Regions from separate parts of the Mus musculus genome. Here region 1 is linked to region 2. The links are chromatin loops, found by intact Hi-C in ENCODE. Cell type or tissue: left cerebral cortex. All regions are shown on one strand. Links, peaks and the distances in the headings refer to the core of each region. The heading gives the core; the rest is flanking DNA. Region 1 holds the start of Akr1e1 (aldo-keto reductase family 1, member E1). Region 2 has its middle 45 kb from the start of Akr1c14.

The links. A loop is a pair of places that touch in the nucleus more often than their neighbours do. Peaks named below come from ENCODE experiments on the same cell type or tissue, not always from the same donor. Only the 100,000 strongest peaks of a DNase experiment are listed, where the experiment ranks them.
Region 1: it touches region 2 in a loop (4-fold over the local background); 9 of 42 quality-filtered maps call a loop at or near these places.

Annotation. Positions count from the first base shown.
Region 1 is chr13:4,603,349-4,614,991 of GRCm38, reverse strand. Akr1e1 (aldo-keto reductase family 1, member E1) reads left to right here and starts at 5,828. Exons shown (of 10, transcript NM_018859.2): 1 at 5,828-5,907; 2 at 7,434-7,601. The coding sequence starts at 5,869. It also overlaps the pseudogene Rpl29-ps2. In left cerebral cortex, for the core only: CTCF peaks have their summits at 3,865 (motif pointing right), 6,083 and 6,291; DNase peaks (open chromatin) are centred at 3,881, 5,767, 8,678 and 9,303; H3K4me3 peaks cover 1,453 bases; H3K27ac peaks cover 824 bases.
Region 2 is chr13:4,008,593-4,020,235 of GRCm38, reverse strand. No RefSeq gene overlaps it. Among named protein-coding and RNA genes, the nearest start is that of Akr1c14, 45 kb to the left of the region's middle. In left cerebral cortex, for the core only: a CTCF peak has its summit at 6,250 (motif pointing left); no DNase peak of the experiment used is centred there.

The sequences.
Region 1 (11,643 bases), core at 1,445-9,444, 590 kb before region 2:
TTTTTGGCCCTGGCGTTCCCCTGTACTGGGGCATATACAGTTTGCATGTCCAATGGGCCTCTCTTTCCAGTGATGGCCGACCAGGCCATCTTTTGATACATAATGCAGCTAGAGTCAAGAGCTCCAGGGTACTGGTTAGTTCATAATGTTGTTGCACCTACAGGGTTGCAGATCTCTTTTAGCTCCTTGGGTACTTTCTTTTTTTTTTTTTAACAGATCTTGCCTGAGTTTGTTTGTAAGAACAACATAGGACCCTGGTCATCTGCAAATAGTGTGTGGGGAGGTGTGTCACAGCAGTCTGTCTGTCTTCACACAGGCAGGAGCCTTTTCTATGGGGCCTTCACAGGGGCCTGTGTACCTTTGGGGGCCTGAGCACCTTTGGGAGCCTGGGCTGGAGCTGAAGCCTGGGCCTTAGCTGGAGCTTTGGCCCCTGCCTTGATTTGAACCTTAGGATTCGGTTGGCAGAGCCTCTGACCCTTGGCCATGTAGCTTTGAATCCGCTTCCCAAGCTTAGGGTGAGCGATGAAAGCCAGCCGCTTGAGTTTGGGGCCTTTTGGCATCTTGGGCTTGATGGCCTGAGGCTTCACCAGGGCCTTGATGGCCTCTGCGCGCGCACTCACTGCCTTTGCATTGTTGGCCTGCATCTTCTTCAGGCCTTTCTTGTTGTGCGTCTTGGCAAAGTGCATGTTCCTCAGGTACTTGGGGTCAACCCCCTTAAGAGATTCGTATCTTTGCGACCGGGGTTTCTTGATGCCATTTCTGTGCCATTTGCGGGACTGGTTGTGTGTGGTGTGGTTCTTGGACTTGGCCATGTCTGCACAGTAACCCGCGGCTCCCGAAGTGCCTGGGACCGGAAGAGAAAAAGGTTTTTTGTTTTTCAATGGCTACTTCTTTACAAAGTGCCTTTGTAATTTTGACATATAGGTAATACATACTTTGGACATAGCAGTGAACTTGATTTGACCTACTTTCCCTTTCTCTAGGCAAGTATCTTGATGTCATGAGACATATTCCTCTCACCCTAAGCTTTAGATATTTCAGATAAACTTGAGATTATCTATAGAGGACATTATGTCAACACCTTTAGCCACACCCTTCACAATTAGTCCCAATATCTGAGTCTCCCTAGTTGATTGCTCTCTCTGTCTCTGTCTCTGTCTCTGTCTCTGTCTCTGTTTCTCTCTCTCTCTCTCTCTCTCTCTCTCTCTCTCTCTCTCTCTCTTTCTCTCTCTTTCTTCTTCTTCTTCTTCTTCTTCTTCTTCTTCTTCTTCTTCTTCTTCTTCTTCTTCTTCTTCTTCTTCTTCTTCTTCTTCTTCTTCTCCTCCTCCTCCTCCTCCTCCTCCTCCTCCTCCTCCTTCTCTCCTCCTCCTCCTCCTCCTCCTTCACTCCCACTCTCTTCTTTCTATGTGTGAATAAATTTCATCAGCCACCTTCTTGCTCATGCAGCCTGCTGCCAGGCTTTACCCTCCATTGATGAACACTTCACTCTGGAATCTTAATCCAATATACACTTATTCTTTCTTAAATTACATTTCTTGAGGTGTTTATTCAGAAACAGGAAATTAACTAATATAGGTGTCATGGATTTTCCATGTTTAAGTTGTGTGCTAACTTTAAGTCTTGGTCAACTCAAAGTCTTTTCTTCCTTTTCTCCTTGCTTTTCTTTCTCCCATTTTCTCTTTCCCTCTCCTGCTCCCATCCCTCTTGCTCCATCCCTCCCCTCTTCTCCAATTCCTTATCTCCCCTCTCTCTGTGTATGTGGGTTGGAGAGGGGGCTAACTATGAGACTAAGAAACAGAAGTTTTATGTATGCCTATCAAGCTGTTTTGTCTTTTCAACTCTTTACTCATAACTTGGGACACTTATCACATAGAAAATTTTGATGCTAAGTTCTTTCTTTTTCTAGAAAGTGTTTCATCTTTGATCTAAACAATGCTCTTTTGGAAAATCAATACAAAAACTAAACTAAGTACAATGCCACAGGTCTCAAATACCCTCAATCCTTTCCTAGCATTTGTCTTACCCTTTTATTGTTGACAGATTGAATCTTCATCCATTCAACTGTCTAATGCAGATATCAGAAGTGGGTGCCTCCTACAGCCCACACTATTACAACACATTATACCCTGTTGGCTATTCTTTTTCCATATCTCATAACACCTCCCCGTCTCCTACTCATTCTCTCACAACATTTAGCCTACTTTCTTATAATTGCCACCATTTGCTGTAGGTTTGTCCCTTCTGGTTTCTGTCCTCTCAGAGGTGGAGAAACAACTTGTAACTCAAAGTCCAAATGATATGGTATTTTATACACTAAAGCCCATTTATGTATATATTTGGTCCAGAATATTATCCCTTTAGTGAATGTGCTAATGAGATAATGAAATAATGTGTATCCTGCTTCAGTTATATACAGTCAATGTTGTCCATTGTGATGGAGTCATTTTTTCTCTAATAATAGATTTCTGTGTATGCAGTTGTTATTTTATTTGTATTAATTTCTTGAGAATTTCACACATCTATACAAAGTATTTTGATTGTTTCACCCAGAATTTCACTCTGTAACTTCTTCTGGATCCACTCCCCACACCTGCCAAACTCCCACCTGACCCCTACTCCCGTCTCTCACCAATCCAATGTGCTCTGTCCATATGTCCACAGACTCACAGCTGTGGGGGCATCCACTTGAGTATGGTTGACTTACCAGAAATTATAAACTTAACGAGAACCAACTACCCTTCCTCTAGAAGCAGTCATCTGCTTATCAATAGCTCATCAGCTAGGGGTGGGGCACTCAAGACTCTCATGCTTTACACACTGAGTCTTTTATTGTCTTGCTCTTGCTTAGGTTTTTTGCAGGCAACCACTGCTGCTGCAAACTCATGCTAATATCATGTGCAAAAAAACCATTGTTTGGCTTCAGTTCTCTCCAACTTACCACTCTTTGACCCACCTCTCCTAAAGGGACCTCTGAATCTTGTGAGGAGGTTTGTGATATAGCTGTCTCATCTGTGGATGAACACCTCACAAACATGAGGTGTTCTCTATGCATTGACCGATTGTATGTTTCTGTATTGATTTCCCTCTACAGAACAAAGACATCTCTCTGATAAAATCTAAGAGGTGCACCATTCAAAGTTATATAGATTAACCATTCAGACAATAGTCTAATGTTATTTAGAAAGCTGATATTAGTAGATTAATCCCGGGCTTGTTCATTCTGCAACCATGAATTCTTGTCCATGATTATTGTGCTAGGCATGCATTTTTCTCTGTGGAATGGTCCTCATATCTAGTCAGAATGAACTGATTACCTGCCCAAAACATTTATGCATGTCTACAAGCATATCTTGCCATGCAGCATATCATTTTGCCTCCAATGTTTTCTGATAGAAAACCTATTGATGACTTTTCTCCTACAGCAGCCCACACAGCATGCAATCTGGATAGCAGAGAAGTTCCCTAGTCAATACCAACTTTATTTCTCTGTTTCCTATGAACAGAATATATGATGTCTTTAATACTAGAATTATATCATCAAATTCTTCTGGTCCACATCCAAGATCACCGTCAATGACCTGCAATATTTTAGAGGTCTCTGCAACCTCCAAAACAACAGCTTAAGGTAAGGTATGGTACACCTGTCACTGAGCTTTTTATTTAGCAACTGGGAGAAATGTTATACTCTGTGTGAGGTAGTATGGCATTTCAATTAAACACACATATACACATATGTATAGACATATATGTGTTCATAAATACATGTCTAAATATATGTATTTCTAGATATACATTTATATATTATATATCATTTATATATGTTTTATACACACCCTACATATATTCCTACATACACATCTGTATTTTGAGAAACAACCACCAGAGGGCAGGAAGAATCAACTTATAAAGTTCATGTGTCTTATGATTTTGTTTTTTCATACAACTTATTAGTGTGTCTTCAATTGTATTTCTTAATTATGAAGAATTATTGCAAAATAGTTCCAAAGTTTAGGTGAAGTGTCTCCTGTGTAGTTACCAGCTTGCCCTTTAAATTTGTTGATTTTTCTCACAATTACCTATATATAAGAATAAAATGTGTTTTCTAAAATGACATTTATTAAATACATATGCAAAATTAACCTAATGGCATCCAAATATTTCCGGTTTACCCTTGTTAAGTTGCTTGTACTGACCAGAATATGCTGTTTATTGAATGGATAATTGAGCAGATGTATTTGCATTCACATATACATATGCATGTGTATATGTTCATTATGTATATGTTAGTGTATATATTTGTCTCTGCCTGCCATGAGAACCTGGCAAAAGTTTTCTGTGTGTTAAAATAAACTACCTCATCAAATTTTGAGGTTTCAATAATTTCTTGTAAAGCATGCTTGTATGTTTTTCAAGTATTTACATCTGTAACATTGGTTTCTGCTAAATTACTACCTAAGAAATCTGAAATGACCATTAAAAAAGAAGGCATCCCTAGATCAAACTACCCTTTTATGAAATGATAGAAATCATTTAAAGATAGGACAATATTTCTATAGATTTATGAACTGAAAGTGTAAGTGTCGCTATGAGTAATAAAAGCTTATCAGAGAGAGAGAGTACTAATAATATTGAACATCTGAAAACACATCCTCTTGCAAATGGATACTTCCATGTTAATCTGCATAAAGATCGAAAGCTACAAATAGTTGTCTGACCGTTAATGGCTTAACTTTGCCATTTTTACAAAATATAAATAAAAAAAGAGAACTGGAGAAGATGTAGAGTTTTCCACATCCACAGTGCATCTGCCATGAGCACTTGAAAAACTCAAACAAATGAACAGATGTGTAATATGGCAACAGAGAAATTAAAATAACAAAACAAAACTTTGGGTTGAAATTGTAAAATTGTTGAATTCTGCTAAGTTTTTAATAAGTTATTAACAAACATAGTGAAGGATACAAAATTCTAAGCACTGTAACACGCAAATCTTCAATTTTTCTAATCATCTTAGTAATGCTAATATTTTCGAAATAGCTATTTACCTTTGCGTTTATGGGCTGGTTTTCTGGTTCCTTCTAGATGTTTCAGCTTGTGATTTTAGGATTATTGCCAACTGAATAAGACCTAAAAATCACCTGGGAGACAGTCTTGTAGGCATTCCTTTGAGGGATTATCTTGTGGGAAGACCCTTGGGTTTTTGTTTTTGTTTTGTTTTGTTTTGTTTGCAATTATAATTACATTTCTCTCTTCCTTTTCCTCCCTCAAAATCTGCCTATATACTATTTGCTCTCTTTAAATGACCTCCCTTATTATTAGTTCTTATTACAGTGAATAATCTTCCAGAGATGTTTAATTTTTAATCTTGATTTTTTTAATTCCATAAGACACACCTTAAAAATGATATTCAGATTATATTTCCTCTATTACTAAAATGGCAATCACCTCAAAGTAGCACTCATCATCATTGCAAGGTTCAAGACAGCTGATATAGTCAAACCTGTTTTTTCCAGGATACTAGAAACGATCATCAATCTAAAACATCTGATGTCCAGGAAATATCCTGAACCACAGCCTGTTTGCAAGAAGGACAGAGCACTGGATCTGGGCTTTAGGCAGGTTGCTCGGAGACGGAATTCTTAGGATCATAGAGGATTTAGGACAGAGATAAAGCACAACCAAACCCAATTGCTTAGGTCCCCTGAAAGATGGACTATGCTCTCAGCCAATCAGAGCACCAAGCGACCTCTCCATCAGCCAATTAAACTGCCAGAACTCCAGCCTATCACGGCATTTCCTGAGGTCCCTGGAACGCTCTCTGGCCGCTAAAGTGCAGGAAGAGGCTGAGCCTTTGAGCAAAGGGGAACCATGGAAAACATCCCTACAGTGGGCTTGGGCACCTGGAAGGTGAGGACACACTCCGGTGTGGGTGGGGCTAAGGGTCCCGGAGCCTGATGAGTACATGCTCAAAAACAGCCAGGGGCACGGGATTTCTTTTGCCTAGGGTGATTCCTTCCAGACCCGGGCTCTGATTAAGGTTTTCCCCCAGACGGATTAGAGGAGAAGTTGGACTCTCTCTCCTGTGATCCTAAAACACCCTGCTCCCTGCGAGGATTCAAAGCTGTTAGACTAACTTTAAATAAAGCAGTGTGCTGTTAACCTAGCCTTGTGTGAGCTAATCACGGACCCCCAGCCTCCGAAAAATCATTTATGCCTAGTGGCACTCATCTTGGCACAGCAAAACCGAGTGTGTGTCAAATGGCCACAAGGAAGCGTGCTACTTTGCATGCTAAAACAAACCAAATAAAAATAATTAAATAATTGCACCGATGTAAGTGTAATGTCTACTTCTGGAGTCCACTAGCGACATTAGAGATATTTGCGAGTAGTTACACTGCTTGCTCAGTTGATTTTGAATGTAGGGCATAATGAACGTGAAGTTGAATAGTTGAATAGGCCTGTCTGACTCTGGGACAAGTTGTGGGGGAGGGGGAGGCATGATCAAAATTTGTTTCTTTTTATGGTTTGGGGGTTTTGTTTTGTTTTGTTTTTGATAAAAAAGTAAATTTAAAAATTCTGTTTATAGGAAGGTTTTCAAATAAATGTTTCTCCAGAATTTTTTGTAAAAAGGATGGGATTATTATTATTATTATTATTATTTTGGCAATTTGGTGATTTGAGTGTTCTTTGGTACCACATAGTGAATGCTGAGATGTGAGATGAAAGAAATGTCAATAAAATAATAAATAAATAAAACTGTGTGTGTGGGGGGGGGGGAATCACCCTCCCAACACAATTGAAGCATTTAATTCTATCTCCTGAAGACACAGGAATATGACTTTCAAAATATGTGAAGGCAATGGAAAACCATAGCAAATGTGACACTGACTGATGATCTTAAATAATGTCGCTATGCTAGATATGTATATCCCCTTGATCCAATAACCAAGTCATTTAGGACAAAGCAAGGAAGAGATCAAATTCAAAGCTACCTTGAGCTACACTTTTCATATTTGATGGAAATGTCTGTGTCTCACTAAGCTTTTCCTGTGTGTACCCTACAGATATTGAGTGAGTCCATGTGTGTGATACTTGTTTTATGTTTACAGTTGATTCATGCATCCCTGGGTGCTAAATATCAGACCGCTTCCTGCCCCAGCTGTTCTTAGCCCTTCTGTAATCGGGAAGCACAACACAGCAAGAGCTGAAAAGCACCCTGTTTCCAGAATGAGTAAAGATAGCAGAACAGAATATTAATCATATTCTGACTATGACGTTCCATTCTCTACCTTTTGGTCTGGCTGATGTTCATACTGCTTTACTGATTTGAGTATTTATGTATTGCTTGGCTATACTTTCCCACATGACGGGGGAGAAAGGGGATTGGGTTCCCCTGACAGAAGAAACTTTCCTTGTGTTTGGTTATATTCCAGGCCTCCCCAGGAGAAGTGACTGATGCAGTTAAGTTGGCTATCAACCTGGGCTACCGGCACTTCGATTGTGCTTACTTATACCACAATGAGAGCGAGGTGGGAATGGGAATCAGTGAGAAGATCAAGGAGGGCGTGGTGAAGAGAGAGGATCTCTTTGTAGTCAGTAAGGTAAGGCTTCTCCACTTCCGCAGGCAAAGCTCCTGGCAGAGCTGGAACCATCTAGCCTAGAGGATTTGGTCAGTTTCCTTATGGGAATTGGTGCTTTGGGGATGTAGTTGATTCTCCTCTAGCTTTGTGAACATGTGAGGTTATGTTTTGTTTGCTTACATCTTTGTTTTATTATTTGGCCATTCAGGTGGCCATGCAGAGACATACCACCAATCAACAATACTTTCATGAATGAAATCTTGGTTGAGTGACACCACCTTTGTGTCTGTAGTGAAGAGAATAAAGTCCGAGCACTTTTGAATTCTTGTCTACTACATAGACCGGCCTTAACTTGGAATCACCTGCTAGAGGTGATCAAAGGGCACATTCCAAACTCCACACTAAGAAATTGACTCTGAGGTGATAGCTGTACAAGCAGGAAGCAAGTCAATCACGCTGTATGCATGAATGACCAGGTGTGGGAGTCTCTGTGAAGTCAATCACGCTGTGTGCATGAATGAGCAGGTGTGGGAGTCTCTGTGAAGTCAATCATGCTGTATGCATGAATGCAGCAGGTGTGGGAGTCTCTGTGAAGTCAATCATGCTGTATGCATGAATGCAGCAGGTGTGGGAGTCTCTGTGAAGTCAATCATGCTGTATGCATGAATGAGCAGGTGTGGGAGTCTCTGTGAAGTCAATCATGCTGTATGCATGAATGCAGCAGGTGTGGGAGTCTCTGTGAAGTCAATCATGCTGTATGCATGAATGAGCAGGTGTGGGAGTCTCTGTGAAGTCAATCATGCTGTATGCATGAATGCAGCAGGTGTGGGAGTCTCTGTGAAGTCAATCATGCTGTATGCATGAATGAGCAGGTGTGGGAGTCTCTGTGAAGTCAATCATGCTGTATGCATGAATGCAGCAGGTGTGGGAGTCTCTGTGAAGTCAATCATGCTGTATGCATGAATGCAGCAGGTGTGGGAGTCTCTGTGAAGTCAATCATGCTGTATGCATGAATGCAGCAGGTGTGGGAGTCTCTGTGAAGCAGAGGGAGGCTGGAGGTGTCAAGGCTCCAAAGTCCTCCTGTGTAAGATGCTTGCACGTTTCCTTAAAATGTAGGAGGTTGAGAAAAAAAGCTGTTTCTAAGTCAGGTGGTTTCTTTTACCGGCGGATGCAAAGGACATGGCAGTATCTGACGGGAGCAGGTACTGTACACAGTGTTATTACCAGCACAGGTGATGACGGGAGCAGGTACTGTACACAGTGTTATTACCAGCACAGGTGATGACGGGAGCAGGTACTGTACACAGTGTTATTACCAGCACAGGTGATGACGGGAGCAGGTACTGTACACAGTGTTATTACCAGCACAGGTGATGACGGGAGCAGGTACTGTACACAGTGTTATTACCAGCACAGGTGATGACGGGAGCAGGTACTGTACACAGTGTTATTACCAGCACAGGTGATGACGGGAGCAGGTACTGTACACAGTGTTATTACCAGCACAGGTGAGAGGTGATAACTGTGCTGCCCAGTGAGGAAGGGATGAGAAGTGGAAGTGGATACAGAAGAGAGGAAGGAAATAAACACTGTAGGAAACACAGTCAAACTAAGGTTTAAAGCTACTTTTTGCCAAGTGTGGTACAACTGTCATCTGTAGTTCCACATATCAGGGGTGTTTCTGTTGGAGACTTAGCTTCTGTCTTTGTGATCTATTTTTACTGCCTATCATTGTGTAAGCTAGAACAGAGTGTGGGTGGAGAGGACTTCGGGAGCACTTGCTAACGAGGAAGATTTTCTTGAGAATCTTCAGGCAGAGGGATGAGGAACTCAGGATTTCCACATCTGCATCGTAATTGTATACTACATCCAAGTGGGTGATAGTCATCAGTGAAAGTGTGTTGGTCCTTTTGGGGATTTGGAAGAATCCCTGAAATATAATTAAAATTAAGGAAGTTATATATTTATTCACAGTAGGAAATTATTATTAGTAGTAAGATGCGTTTACATCTAATTTGGGTTTCTCCCTGTCTTCTCTGTCTCTCTGTCTCTCTATCTCCATGTCTCTGTATCTCTCTCCCCTTCCTCCTTTCTATATCTCTTTCTCTCTGGAATGTGTGTGTCAGTTTGTTTCAGTGTGTGCGTGTATGATATGAGTGTGATGTATGTCCACATATATATGCCTGTGTTCATATGAAGAAGCTCGAGGAGGATGCCAATGGCGTCCTCTAACAATTGACCCATACAGTTCGCTGGAGACAAGGTCTTGTTAATCTCATAGCTACAAGAAGAGAGACTGTCAACCTAAATGATGGCCAAATTCATAAAGGCAAACTTTGTTTTTGTTTTTGTTTGTTTGTTTTGTTTTGTTTTGTTTTGTAGATGGGTTAACCCTAAAGGTTGGGTTCAAGAGATCAACATTATCCATGGGAAAGATGTGGGATTTTACAATGCAGGAGTTGGAAATTTACAAATGGGAGGCAAATATAAGCATGCCAAAAATAAGCATAACAAGTTGGTCATAAGAATCTCCCAAAACAAAGACATGGTTGCAAGGTGGACTTATCAACTGTTTGAGACAGAGCATGCTTTGGAACAGACAGTGCAGAACCATTTGTAGTTAAGGTTACAAGTGGAGCACAGCCCAGAGAGAGAGAAGAAAGGCTAGAGTAAGAGGTTTAGAGATAGAGAGTGAGGAGAGAGAGTAAGGGAGGGAGAGGAGAGGAGAGGAGAGGAGAGAGGAGAGGAGAGGAGAGGAGAGGAGAGGAGAGGAGAGGAGAGGAGAGGAGAGGAGAGGACGAGAAGAGAGGATGAGGAGAGGTCCTTGAGAAACAGATTTAATCATAACAGAAATGAACCTAGTTTGTCTTTTACTGTAAGATAACTTTCCAGCCCCAGATAGAAACCAGCTTGTTTATCAGTCTCTCAATGAACCTTCAGGTAGCCTAGTAGCCACAAGCCCAAACAATCATCCTGTCCCCATGTCCCCTTCTCAGTTCTAAGTCACAGGAAATATATCTTTTTACCAGGGTGCTGAGGATTAGAGCTCTGGTCCTAATTTTTATACTGTAGCTGCTGTTCATTTTCATGTCTTGATCTACTAACCTATTAATTTTCATTTATACTTGCGTGTATGGAGCCTCAGGTTGGCTTCTGTGACCATTAGTGCAAATGTAGAAGGGGAAAATGCAGTAAATACAATTATGTATTTTTCTATTTTTTGTTCTGGGGGGAAATGTCCGCCTCAATAGGAGATGGCTAATACAGTGTAATCCATACCCACCTAGCTTAGCCTGAATGGTTACATAAGATGTGCAGTAAATAGAAACTTGATCTGTCTGTGAATTGGAAAAAAAATGACCTCCTCCACATAGGACTCCCTCCCTGGATTTTACTTTCTTCATTTCCATGGATCCAAATCACCTGCATCCCTCCCAATACCTTCCTGTCCTAGACCTGAGTAAGTAAAGCACCCAGCTGTGAAAAACTCAGTCATCCATCTTTAAGGATAATGTGGGGCATTGGGCCCCACACAGACAGTCTGGTCTCCAGTCAAGCTGAGGTCTGAACACCAGAATGGTGATAATTCACCTTCATGGCATGGTAGGCGTTCCCTCATGTCTCCTGGAACTCTGGCTCTTGTCGAAGTTACTGCCCCCACAGCCCCTACTGGAAAAGCACCACTAGTTGTCACTTAGACAATGTCCGAAGCTTCTGACCTTCAAGCTACACTCCTCCCCAGTTACCTAGCAACAGTAAAGATAACAGCCCACCATAAGTGGGGCTGATTGGCCACACCATACTCTCTTACTCTGTCCCTCCTCTAACCTCTCCCCTCCCCTCCCCTCCCCTCCCCTCCCCTCCCCTCCCCTCCCCTCCCCTCCCCTCCTCTCCTCTCCTCTCCTCTCCTCTCCTCTCTCCTGTCACTCTCTTACTTCTCTCCCCACTCTCTCTCTCTAAACTCTTACTCTAGCCTTTCTTCTCTCTCTTTTTCCCCTTTCTCTCCTCTTGGCCATGGCCTCTCTCTCTCTCTCTCTCTCTCTCTCTCTCTCTCTCTCTCCTC
Region 2 (11,643 bases), core at 1,368-9,367:
TGTTGGGTCTTTTTGTGGTTTAGGTATCAGAGTAATTGTGGCTTCATAGAATGAGTTGGGTAGAGTACCTTCCGTTTCTATTTTGTGGAATAGTTTGTGAAGAACTGGAATTAGGTCTTCTTTGAAGGTCTGATAGAACTCTGCACTAAACCCATCTGGTCCTGGGCTTTTTTTTGGTTGGGAGACTAATAATGACTGCCTCTATTTCTTTAGGGGATATAGGACTGTTTAGATCATTAACCTGATCTTGATTTAGCTTTGGTACCTGGTATCTGTCTAGAAACTTGTCCATTTCATCCAGGTTTTCCAGTTTTGTTGAGTATAGCCTTTTGTAGAAGGATCTGATGGTGTTTTGGATTTCTTCAGGATCTGTTGTTATGTTTCCCTTTTCATTTCTGATTTTGTTAATTAGGATGCTTTCCCTGTGCCCTCTGGTGAGTCTAGCTAATGGTTTATCTATCTTGTTGATTTTCTCAAAGAACCAGCTCCTCGTTTGGTTGATTCTTTGAATAGTTCTTCTTGTTTCCACTTGGTTGATTTCACCCCTGAGTTTGATTATTTCCTGCCTTCTACTCCTCTTGGGTGAATTTGCTTCCCTTTGTTCTAGAGCTTTTAGGTGTGTTGTCAAGCTGCTAATGTGTGCTCTCTCTAGTTTCATTTTGGAGGCACTCAGAGCTATGAGTTTTCCTCTTAGGAATGCTTTCATTGTGTCCCATAAGTTTGGGTATGTTGTGGCTTCATTTTCATTAAACTCCAAAAAGTCCTTAATCTCTTTCTTTATTCCTTCCTTGACCAAGTTATCATTGAGAAGAGTGTTGTTCAGTTTCCACATGAATGTTGGCTTTCTATTAGTTATTTTGTTATTGAAGATCAGCCTTAGTCCATGGTGATCTGATAGGATGCATGGGACAATTTCAATATTTTTGTATATGTTGAGGCTTGTTTTGTGACCAATTATGTGGTCAATTTTGGAGAACGTACCATGGGGTGCTGAGAAGAAGGTATATCCTTTTGTTTTAGGATAAAATGCTCTGTAGATATCTGTCAGATCCATTTGTTTCATCACTTCTGTTAGTTTCACTGTGTTCCTGTTTAGTTTCTGTTTCCATGATCTGTCCATTGGTGAAAGTGGTGTGTTGAAGTCTCCCACTATTATTGTGTGAGGTGCAATGTGTGCTTTGAGCTTTACTAAAGTTTCTTTAATGAATGTGGCTGCCATTGTATTTGTAGCATATATATTCAGAATTGAGAGTTCCTCTTGGAGGATTTTACCTTTGATGAGTATGAAGTGCCCCTCCTTGTCTTTTTTGATTATTTTGGGTTGGAAGTCGATTTTGTTAGATATTAGAATGGCTACTCCAGCTTGTTTCTTCAGACTATTTGCTTGGAAAATTGTTTTCCAGCCTTTCATTCTAAGGTAGTGTCTATCTTTTTCTCTGAGATGAGTTTCCTGTAAGCAGCAAAATGTTGGGTCTTGTTTGTGTAGCCAGTTTGTTAGTCTATGTCTTTTTATTGGGGAGTTGAGACCATTGATATTAAGAGATATTAAGGAAAAGTAATTGTTGCTTCCTGTTATTTTTGTTGTTAAAGTTGGCATTCTGTTCTTGCTGTCTTCTTTTAGGTTTGTTGAGGGATTACCTTCTTGTTTTTTCTAGGGCGTGGTTTCCGTCCTTGTATTGGTTTTTTTCTGTTATTATCCTTTGAAGGGCTGGATTCATGGAGATATTGTGTGAATTTGGTTTTGTCGTGGAATACTTTGGTTTCTCCATCTATGGTAATTTAGAGTTTGGCTGGGTATAGTAGCCTGGGCTGGAATTTGTGTTCTCTTAGGGTCTGTATTAACATCTGTTTAGGCTCTTCTGGCTTTCATAGTCTCTGGTGAAAAGTCTGGTGTAATTCTGATAGGTTTGCCTTTATATGTTACTTGACCTTTTTCCCTTACTGCTTTTAGTATTCTATCTTTATTTAGTGCATTTGTTGTTCTGATTATTATGTGTGAAGAGGAATTTCTTTTCTGGTCCAGTCTATTTGGAGTTCTGTAGGCTTCTTGTATGTTCATGGCCATCTCTTTCTTTAGATTTGGGAAGTTTTCTTCAATAATCTTGTTGAAGATGTTTGCTGGTCCTTTGAGTTGAAAATCTTCATTCTCATCCACTCCTATTATCCGTAGGTTTGGTCTTCTCATTGTTTCCTGGATTTCTTGGATGTTTTGAGTTAGGATCTTTTTGCATTTTCCATTTTCTTTGATTGTTGTGCCGATGTTCTCTATGGAATCTTCTGCACCTGAAATTCTCTCTTCCATCTCTTGTATTCTGTTGCTGATGCTCGCATCTATGGTTCCAGATTTCTTTCCTAGGTTTTCTATCTCCAGCGTTGCCTCACTTTGGGTTTTCTTTATTGTGTCTACTTCCCTTTTTAGGTCTTGGATGGTTTTATTCAATTCCATCACCTGATTAGTTGTGTTTTCCTGCAATTCTTTAAGGGATTTTTGTGTTTCCTCTTTAATGTCTTTTACTTGTTTAGCAGTGTTCTCCTGTATTTCTTTAAGTGAGTTATTTAAGTCCTTCTTGATGTCCTCTACCATCATCATGAGATATGCTTTTAAATCCAGGTCTAGCTTTTCAGGTGTGTTGGAGTGCCCTGGACTGGGCGAAGTGGGAGTGCTGGGTTCTGATGATGGTGAGTGGTCCTGGTTTCTGTTAGTAAGATTCTTACATTTACCTTTCGCCATCTGGTAATCTCACCTGTGCAGACTGCCCTCCGCGGAGTCCCGGAACCAAGCTGGCTTCCGCGGAACCTGAGGCAGAAGCCTCTCGGGCCGGGCGGACACCTGTGCTGTGACCAGGAAGGTGGCCAGTTGTCTGGAGCCGAAAATGGTGCCACCTCAGAGGCTCTGTGGCTCTCGCCTCCTTTATTTTCATTAAAACTCTAAAAAGTCTTTAATCTCTTTCTTTATTTCTTCCTTGACCAAGTTATCATTGAGTAGATTGTTGTTCAGCTTCCATGTGAGTTTTGGCTTTCTATTATTAATGTTTTTATTAAAGATCAGCCTTAGGCCGTGGTGATCTGATAAGGTGCATGTGATAATTTCAATATTTTTGTATCTGTTGAGGCCTGTTTTGTGACCGATTATATTGTCAATTTTGGAGGAGGTACCATGAGGTGGTGAGAAGAAGGTATATCCTTTTGTTTTAGGATAAAATGTTCTGTAGATATCTGTTAACTCCATTTGTTTCATGACTTCTGTTAGTTTCACTGTGTCTCTGTTTAGTTTCTGTTTCCACTATCTGTTCATTGATGAGAGTGGGGTGTCGAAGTCTCCCACTATTATTGTGTGAAGTATACCATGTGCTTTGAGCTTTACTAAAGTTTCCTTAATGAATGTGGCTGCCCTTGCATTTGGAGCATAGATATTCAGATTTGAGAGTTCATCTAGGAAGATTTTACCTTTGATGAGTATGAAGTGCCCCTCCTTATCTTTTTTAATAACTTTGGGTTGGAAGTTGATTTTATTCCATATTAGAATAGTTACTCCAGCTTGTTTCTTCAGACTATTTGCTTGGAAAATTGTTTTCCAGCCTTTTACTCTGAGGTAGTATCTGTCTTTGTCCCTGAGGTGGGTTTCCTGTATGCAGCAAAATGTTGGGTCCTGCTTATGTAGCCAGTCTGTTAGTCTATATCTTTTTATTGGGTGAATGGAGTCCATTGATATTAAGAGAAATTGTTACCTCCTGCTATTTTTGTTGTTAGAGTTAGGATTTTGCTCTTTTGGCTATCTTCTTTTAGGTTTGTTGAAGGATTACTTTCTTGGTTTTTCTATGGTGTCATTTCCCTCCTTGTGTTGGAGTTTTCCCTTTATTAATCCTTTGAAAGGGTGGATTCATGGAGATATTGTGTGAATTTGGTTTTGTCGTGGAATACTTTGGTTTCTCCATCTATGGTAATTTAGAGTTGTGCTGGGTATAGTAGCCTGGGTTGGCATTTGTGTTCTCTTAGGGTCTGTATAACATCTCTCCAGGCTCTTCTGCCTTTCATAGTCTCTGGTGAAAAGTCTGGTGTAATTCTGATAGGCCTGCCTTTATATGTTACTTGACCTTTCTCCCTTACTGCTTTTAATATTCTCTCTTTATTTAGTGCATTTGTTGTTCTGATTATTATGTGTGAAGAGGAATTTCTTTTCTGGTCCAGTCTATTTGGAGTTCTGTAGGCTTCTTGTATGTTCATGGGCATCTCTTTCTTTAGGTTATGGAAGTTTTCTTCTATAATTTTGTTGAAGATATTTACTGGCCCTTTAAGTTGAAAATCTTCATTCTCATTTATACCTATTATCCTTAGGTTTGGTCTTCTCATTGTTTCCTGGATTTCCTGGATGTTTTGACTTAGGATCTTTTTGCATTTTGCATTTTTTGATTGTTGTGTCTATGTTTACTTTGGAATCTTCTGCACCTGAGATTCTCTCTTCCATCTCTTTTATTCTGTTGCTGATGCTTGCATCTATGGTTCCTGATTTCTTTCCTAGGGTTTTTATCTCCAGAGTTGTCTCCCTTTGTGTTTTCTTTATTGTTTCTACTTCCATTTTTAGATCCTGAATGGTTTTGTTCAATTCTTTCACCTGTTTGGTAGTGTTTTCCTGTAACTCTCTAGGGGGTTTTTGTGTTTCCTCTTTAAGGACTTCTAGCTGTTTACCTGTGTTTTCCTGTATTTCTTTAAGGGAGCTATTTATTTCCTTCTTAAAGTCCTCCATCATCATCATGAGAAGTGACTTTAGATCCATATCTTGCTTTTCTGGTGTTATGGTGGTGTATGGTGGGAGTTTGGTTCTGATGATGCCAAGTAACCTTGGCTTCTGTCGCTTCTGTTCTTATGCTTGCCTCCTGCCATCTGATTATCTCAAGTCCTTGCTGCCCTCAATATATCTGATTGGAGCCTGTCCTTCCTATAATCCCAGTTGATTCAGGACTCTTCAGAGTCCAGCTTTCTCTGTGATCCTGTGATTCTGGGCACCTGTGAACCTGAGTTTCTGGGTGTGTCAGAGTTCTTGGCAGTCAAGCTTCCTCTGAGACCCTGAGATCCTGATGTGACCAAGCTCCTGTTATCCTGGGATCCTGGAATCCTAAGATCCTGGGTGTGTTACAGTGCCTGGAAGTGGTGTCTTCTCTGGGGACCATGAGGTTGTCTGGTGTATTCAAAACCAAGCTATACCAGCACCAATCAAAAGGAACCCGAGCCACTGGTCAGGCAGGGCTCCTGTGTCCTTGCTCCTGCTGTCACAGGCCCATCACAATTGGTTTGGAACAGATGTTGTGTTCCACTCACCAGTGATCCTACAATTGCATGGAAAGTCCTCTGGGGACTGTGGGACTGTCCACTGAGTTCACACTCAAGATGACCCAGTGGAGCTGGAACCGACCGGAAGGCTTTTTTTTTTTAATCAAAAATCTTTTAAAGAAGAAAACACATGCACACATTTGTATACAGATACACATAGTGATATAAATACACATGTGTATTCGCACACACACAGTGATGGCAAATTAAATGTTTCCTTTAGACTGAGAGTTTCTGTTGTGCCTGGTTTAAACCACATGTTGAACTAATGTGTTCATCTAACACCTCATCAGCTCCCACAAAGAGAATGTCCTGTATGTGCATGGTGGGTGGTCTCCATCTCCACAACAGAAATCTACAGCCCCAAATACACTCACAACTTACTTTCACAAGCTTTGTCTACTAGGTTCCATATTTTCTTCCTTTGAGTTTTCTGAAGAGCAATGGGTTTCATAACATGGCAATGATTGTCTTCTATATAATGTCTAGACAATGTAAAGAAAATTTAAGTATTTTTACTTCCTCTGCCACTGGCAAAGTGGCAAAGTAGCACTGATAAATGTTGGCAACAGAATAACATTTTCTTATCCCCTTTTCCTGTGTGCTTGTCAGTTAAAGGAAACACTTCCATGAATATAACTGCTGGTGTGAGTGCAAACTTGTAGAGTTTTTCTCTTAATCCCAGAAGTTTGTGTGTGTGTGTGTGTATGGCTGTGTGTGTGTCTGTGTGTCTGTGTGTGTATGTGTGTTGTGGAAGTAAAAGAACAATTCTATGGCATCTCCTTTTTTACCACCTTATATTGGTTTTAGGGATTGAACTACATATTTCAACACAAAAGAACTCTAACCAAGGAATTTGAAGCAGGAACATTTTTTTTTTTTGCCTACTGACTTTCAGCAAATCTTAGATAATAGTCCCATCTTGTGGTCAAATTCAATATTACATCACCACAAGTTTAAAATAAAAAAAAAAAGAATTGGCCATATTTTCTATATCTATTCCTCTGTTGAGGGACATCTGGGTTCTCTCCAGCTTCTGGATATTATAAATAAGGCTGCTATGAACATAGTGGAGCTTGTGTTCTTATTATCAGTTGGAACATCTTCTGGGTATATGCCCAGTAAAGGTATTGCTGGATGCTCTGGTAGTACTACATCCAATTTTCTGAGGAACTGCCAGACTGATTTCCAGAGTGGTTGTACAAGCTTGCAATCCCACCAACAATGGAGGAGTGTTCCTCTTTCTCCACATCCTTGCCAGCATCTGCTGTTACCTGAATTTTTGATCTTAGCCATTCTGACTGGAGTGAGATGGAATCTCAGAGTTGTTTTGATGATTAAGGATGTTGAGCATTTTTTTAGGTGCTTCTCAGCCATTCGGTATTCCTCAGGTGAGAATTATTTGTTTAGATCTGTGCCCCATTTTTAAATGGGGTTATTTGATTTTCTGGAGTCCATCTTCTTGAGTTCTTTGTATATATTGGATATTAGCCCTATATCGGATTTAGGATTGGTAAAAATCCTTTCCCAATCTGTTGGTGGCCTTTTTGTCTTATTGACAATGTCTTTTGCCTTACAGAAGCTTTGCATTTTTATGAGGTCCCATTTGTCGATTCTCAATCTTACAGCACAAGCCATTGATGTTCTCTTCAGAAATTTTTCCCCTGTGCCCATATCTTCGAGTCTTTTCCCCACTTTCTCCTCTATAAGTTTCAGTGTCTCTGGTTTTATGTGGAGTTCCTTGATCCACTTAGACTTGAGCTTTGTACAAGGAGATAAGAATGGATCAATTAGAATTCGTCTACGTGATAACTGCCAGTTGTGCCAGCACCATTTGTTGAAAATGCTGTCTTTTTCCCACTAGATGTGGTTCACTTACACAATGGATTACTACTCTGCTATTAAAAACAATGAATTTATGAAATTCTTAGGCAAATGGGTGGATCTGGAGGATATCATCCTGAGTGAGATAACTCAATCACAAAAGAACTCACATGATATGTACTCACTGATACATGGATAGTAGCCCAGAAACTTAGAATACCCAACATACAATTTGCAAAACACATGAAACTCAAGAAGAAGAAAGACCAAAGTGTGGATACTTCGTCCCTCCTTAGAATTGGGAACAAAATACCCATCGAAGGAGTTACAGAGACAAAGTTTGGAGCTGAGAGAGAAGGAAGGACCATCCAGAGACTGCCCCACCCAGGAAATCCATCCCATAATCAGCCACCAAATTCAGACACTATTACATATGCCAACAAGATTTTGCTGACATGTCCCTGATATAGCTGTCTCTTGTGAGGCTATGCCAGTGCCTGGCAAATACAGAAGTGGATGCTCACAGTCATCTATTGGATGGAACACAGGGCCTCCAATGGAGGAGCTAGAGAAAGTACCCAAGGAGCTGAAGGGGTCTGTAACCCTGTAGGAGGAACTACAATATGAACTAACCAGTACCCCCTGAGCTCATGTCTCTAGCTGCATATATAGCAAAAGATGGCCTAGTCAGCCATCATTGGAAGGAAAGGCCCTTGGTCTTGCAAAGATTATATGCCCCAGTACAGGGGAATGCCAGGTCCAGGAAGAGGGAGTGGGTGGGTTGGGGAGCAGGTTGCAGGGAGGGTATAGTGGACTTTCGGGATAGCATTTGAAAGGCAACTGAAGAAAATATCTAATAAAAAATTGTTAAAAAAAAAAAAAGTATTGACCATTTAAGAACTATTACTCCCACCAGCCTATGTCACAGACAGGAAAACTGAAGCCTATGTCACTGACAAATCAGGGTGTTTTGTCCCAGGTGGCACAGACAATGACTACAGATAAAATTAGAATGCCCTCCATCTCTAAGCACCTTGTCAGTCACTAGATGAGCAGGGCAGGCTGTGAGCAAAACAGCTCTACTGAGCTTCTTACTCTGAGGCTTTCTAAAAATGCAAAGCACTGTGTGGTACTTGTCTTCCAGGTGCTTTGTCATCCAAAACAAAACAGAGGACTCTGATGTGCAACAAGCTCAACAACAGTCATCTCTCATATATGTCAGAGCCCTTGCACAGATGGATAACATTACTCGATGTTTTCTTTTGTGATATTTGATGACGATGGCTTGATTGGTTAGCTTTGAGACAGAATCTCATACAGACCAGGCTGGCCTCAAAATCACTCTTGAATACCTGATCCTTCTCCCTTTACCTCCCAAGTGCTAGGATTACAGGCTTATACCACCACCATGACAGGTTTATATAGTTCTGGAGACTGAGCCCCATGTTCATACATGCTGGGTAAACACTCTACCAACCAAGTTATAGCCCAAGCTCAAACTTCTGCTTTGAACAGTGTCTGACTCAACAACACATAAGAAGGAATTTGCTTATCACGTAGCAGTTGTAACCAGAATACTGAATTCTGGTTCATCCTCATCACTAATAAAGTGGTCCTAATATAGAACCATGGAACTGGCCCAGGGAGATGGCTCAGCAAGTAAATGAGCTTGCCACCCAGAGTGGCAATCTGAGTTCAGTCCACGAAACCCATACAGTAGAAGGAAGAAGTCATGAAGTTCAAAAAAACAAAAAAGTAGGGCGTGGGTCATGGGAAGCATTGCAGAGGAAGTATGAGATGAATACTATCTAAATACATTGCACACAAGTGTGAAATTACCAAAGAATATGCAATTATTAAAAAGAGCAATAGAGCAGGGCAACAAATAGGCAGAACCACACCTCTCCTGCTGCTCCTCCAGATCCCCTCAGTCTCATCTCCAACTGTAGCAGAAAACCTGCTGCAGTCTCCATTTCCTCTCTGACATCACCCTCAATAAATAACAAATATCTTCTCCCCAAAGTCACCCAATTATGCCAACCTCACAACACAAGCAGGCATACCTTGGGAACACACCAGCGAAACAGGCCAGGAAAACAGATCCACAGAAAATGTTTAGCAAGCCACACATAGTCAACACACTTTCCCAAAGTCCAAAGATCAAAACACTCACCGAACAGAGAAAAAAACTAGATTTTTATTGCCCAGACTCCCAATCCCAGATACCTAAATGTCAGCATAAAAACGCAATTAATAACAATCAAGACAGTACGTCTCTACTGGAGCCCAGCTTTCCTACCTCAGCAGGCACCTAATATTCAAACATAGCTGAAACCCAAGGAAAAGACCTAACAATAACTTGTATAAAGATAATATAGACCCTTGAAGAAACCCAGGAAAAGACAAACAATGCAAGGAACAGAATAAAACTGTGCAAGACCTGAATGTGGATATAGAATCAATGCTGGAAATTTAAAAATTGGGAATTTGAACAGGGACTACAGAGGCAAGCATCACCAATAGAATACAAGAAATGGAACAATCTCAGGTGTTGAATATACAATAGAAAAAATGGGTACATTGGTCAAAGAAAATGTTAAATCTAAAAATTTCCTGACACAAAACATCCAGGAGACCTGGCACAGTATGAAAAGACCAAATCTAAGAATAGTAAGAATAGAGCAAAAATAAGAAACCCAGCTCAAAGGCCCAGAAAATATTTTCAAAGTCATAGAAGAAAATATTCCTAACCAAAAGAAGGAGATGTCTATAAAAGTATAAGATGCATATGGATTGGACCAGGAAAGAAAGTACCTTTATATATAATAATCAAAACACTTAACATACAGAAAGAAAGAAATAATATTAGCAGTTACAAGGGGAAAGGACCAAGTAACACCAAAGGCATACTTATTAGAATTACATCTGACCTCTCAGTGGAGATTTTAAAACTAGAAAGGCCTAACAAATGTGCTATAGACTCTAAGAGACCACAGGTCCCAGACCAGAATACTATTATACTCAGCCAAACTCTCAGTCACCATACATGGAGAAAATAAGATATTCCATGATAAAACAAAATTTAAACTCTATGTATCTACAAATCCAGTCCTACAGAAAATGATATACTGCATACACACACCATAAAAATAAGAGTAATCAACACATTGGTCATTGAAATGTCTTAATAGTAATGGTCTCAATTCCCCCAATAAAAAGACACAGACAAAGATAATGGATGCAGAAACAGGACTCGTGATTTTGCTGCATTCAAGAAACACACTTCAATCTCAAAGATAAACATTATCTCAAGATAAAGGATTCAAAAATGATATTCAAAACAAATGGACCTAAGAAACAAGTTGGTATAGCCATTTTAATATCTCACTTCAAACCAAAACTAATCAAAATGGATAGGGAAAGATACTACATACTCATCAAAGAAAACAAAATTCACCAAGATGACAATTTCAATTTTTAACATCTATTCCCTAAACACAAGGGCACCCACCTCTGTAAAAGAAACACTACTATAGCTTAAATCACATATTGACCCTCACACACAGATAGGACAAGATTTCAACACCCTACTCTCACCAATAAACAAGTCATCTAGACAAAAACCAGAGAAATACTGGAGTTAACAGACATTGTATATCAAATGTGTCTAACAGATGTTTACAGATATTTCACTCAAACACCAACGGATAAACATTTTTCTCTGTACCTCATGAAACTTTCTCCAAAACTGACCACCTACTCTGATACAAAGCAAGTCTCAACAGATACAAGAATTTTGAAATAATTCCCAGCATCCTATCAGATCACTGTGGGTTAAAGCTGGATATCAACAACAGAAAGCTTACAAACTCATGGAAACTGAACAACTCTCTATGAAAAAAAAAATGGGTCAATGAAGAAATAAAGAAAGAACTTAAAGACCTCCTAGAATTTAATGGAAATGAATACACAGCATACTCAAACTTGTGGGACACAATGAAAGCAGTTCTAAGAGGAAAGTTCATAGTATCTTCAAAAATAATAGAACAAATCACACCCAAAAGGAGTAGAAATAATCAAGCTCAGGGCTGGAATCAATAAAATAGAAAAGAGAACAATACAAATAATTAATGAAACAAAGAGCTGGTTCTTGAGAAAATCGAAACAATTGACAAACCTAGAGAGAATATTCAAAATAATAAAATCAAAAATAAAAAGAGGAATATAACAGACCCTGAAGAAATCCAGCAAATCACAAGGACATATTTCTAAAACCTGCACTCCACCAAATAGAAAATCTAAAATAAATAGATTACTTTCTCAATAAATAACACGAAAGTTAAACCAAGATCAGAGAAGCAGTTTAAAGAGATCCATACACCCTGTGATGGTTTGTATATCCTTGGACCAGGGAGTGGCACCATCTGAAGGTGTGACCTTGTTGGAATAGGTGTGACCTGGTTGGAATGGTTGTGTCACTGTGGGTGTGGG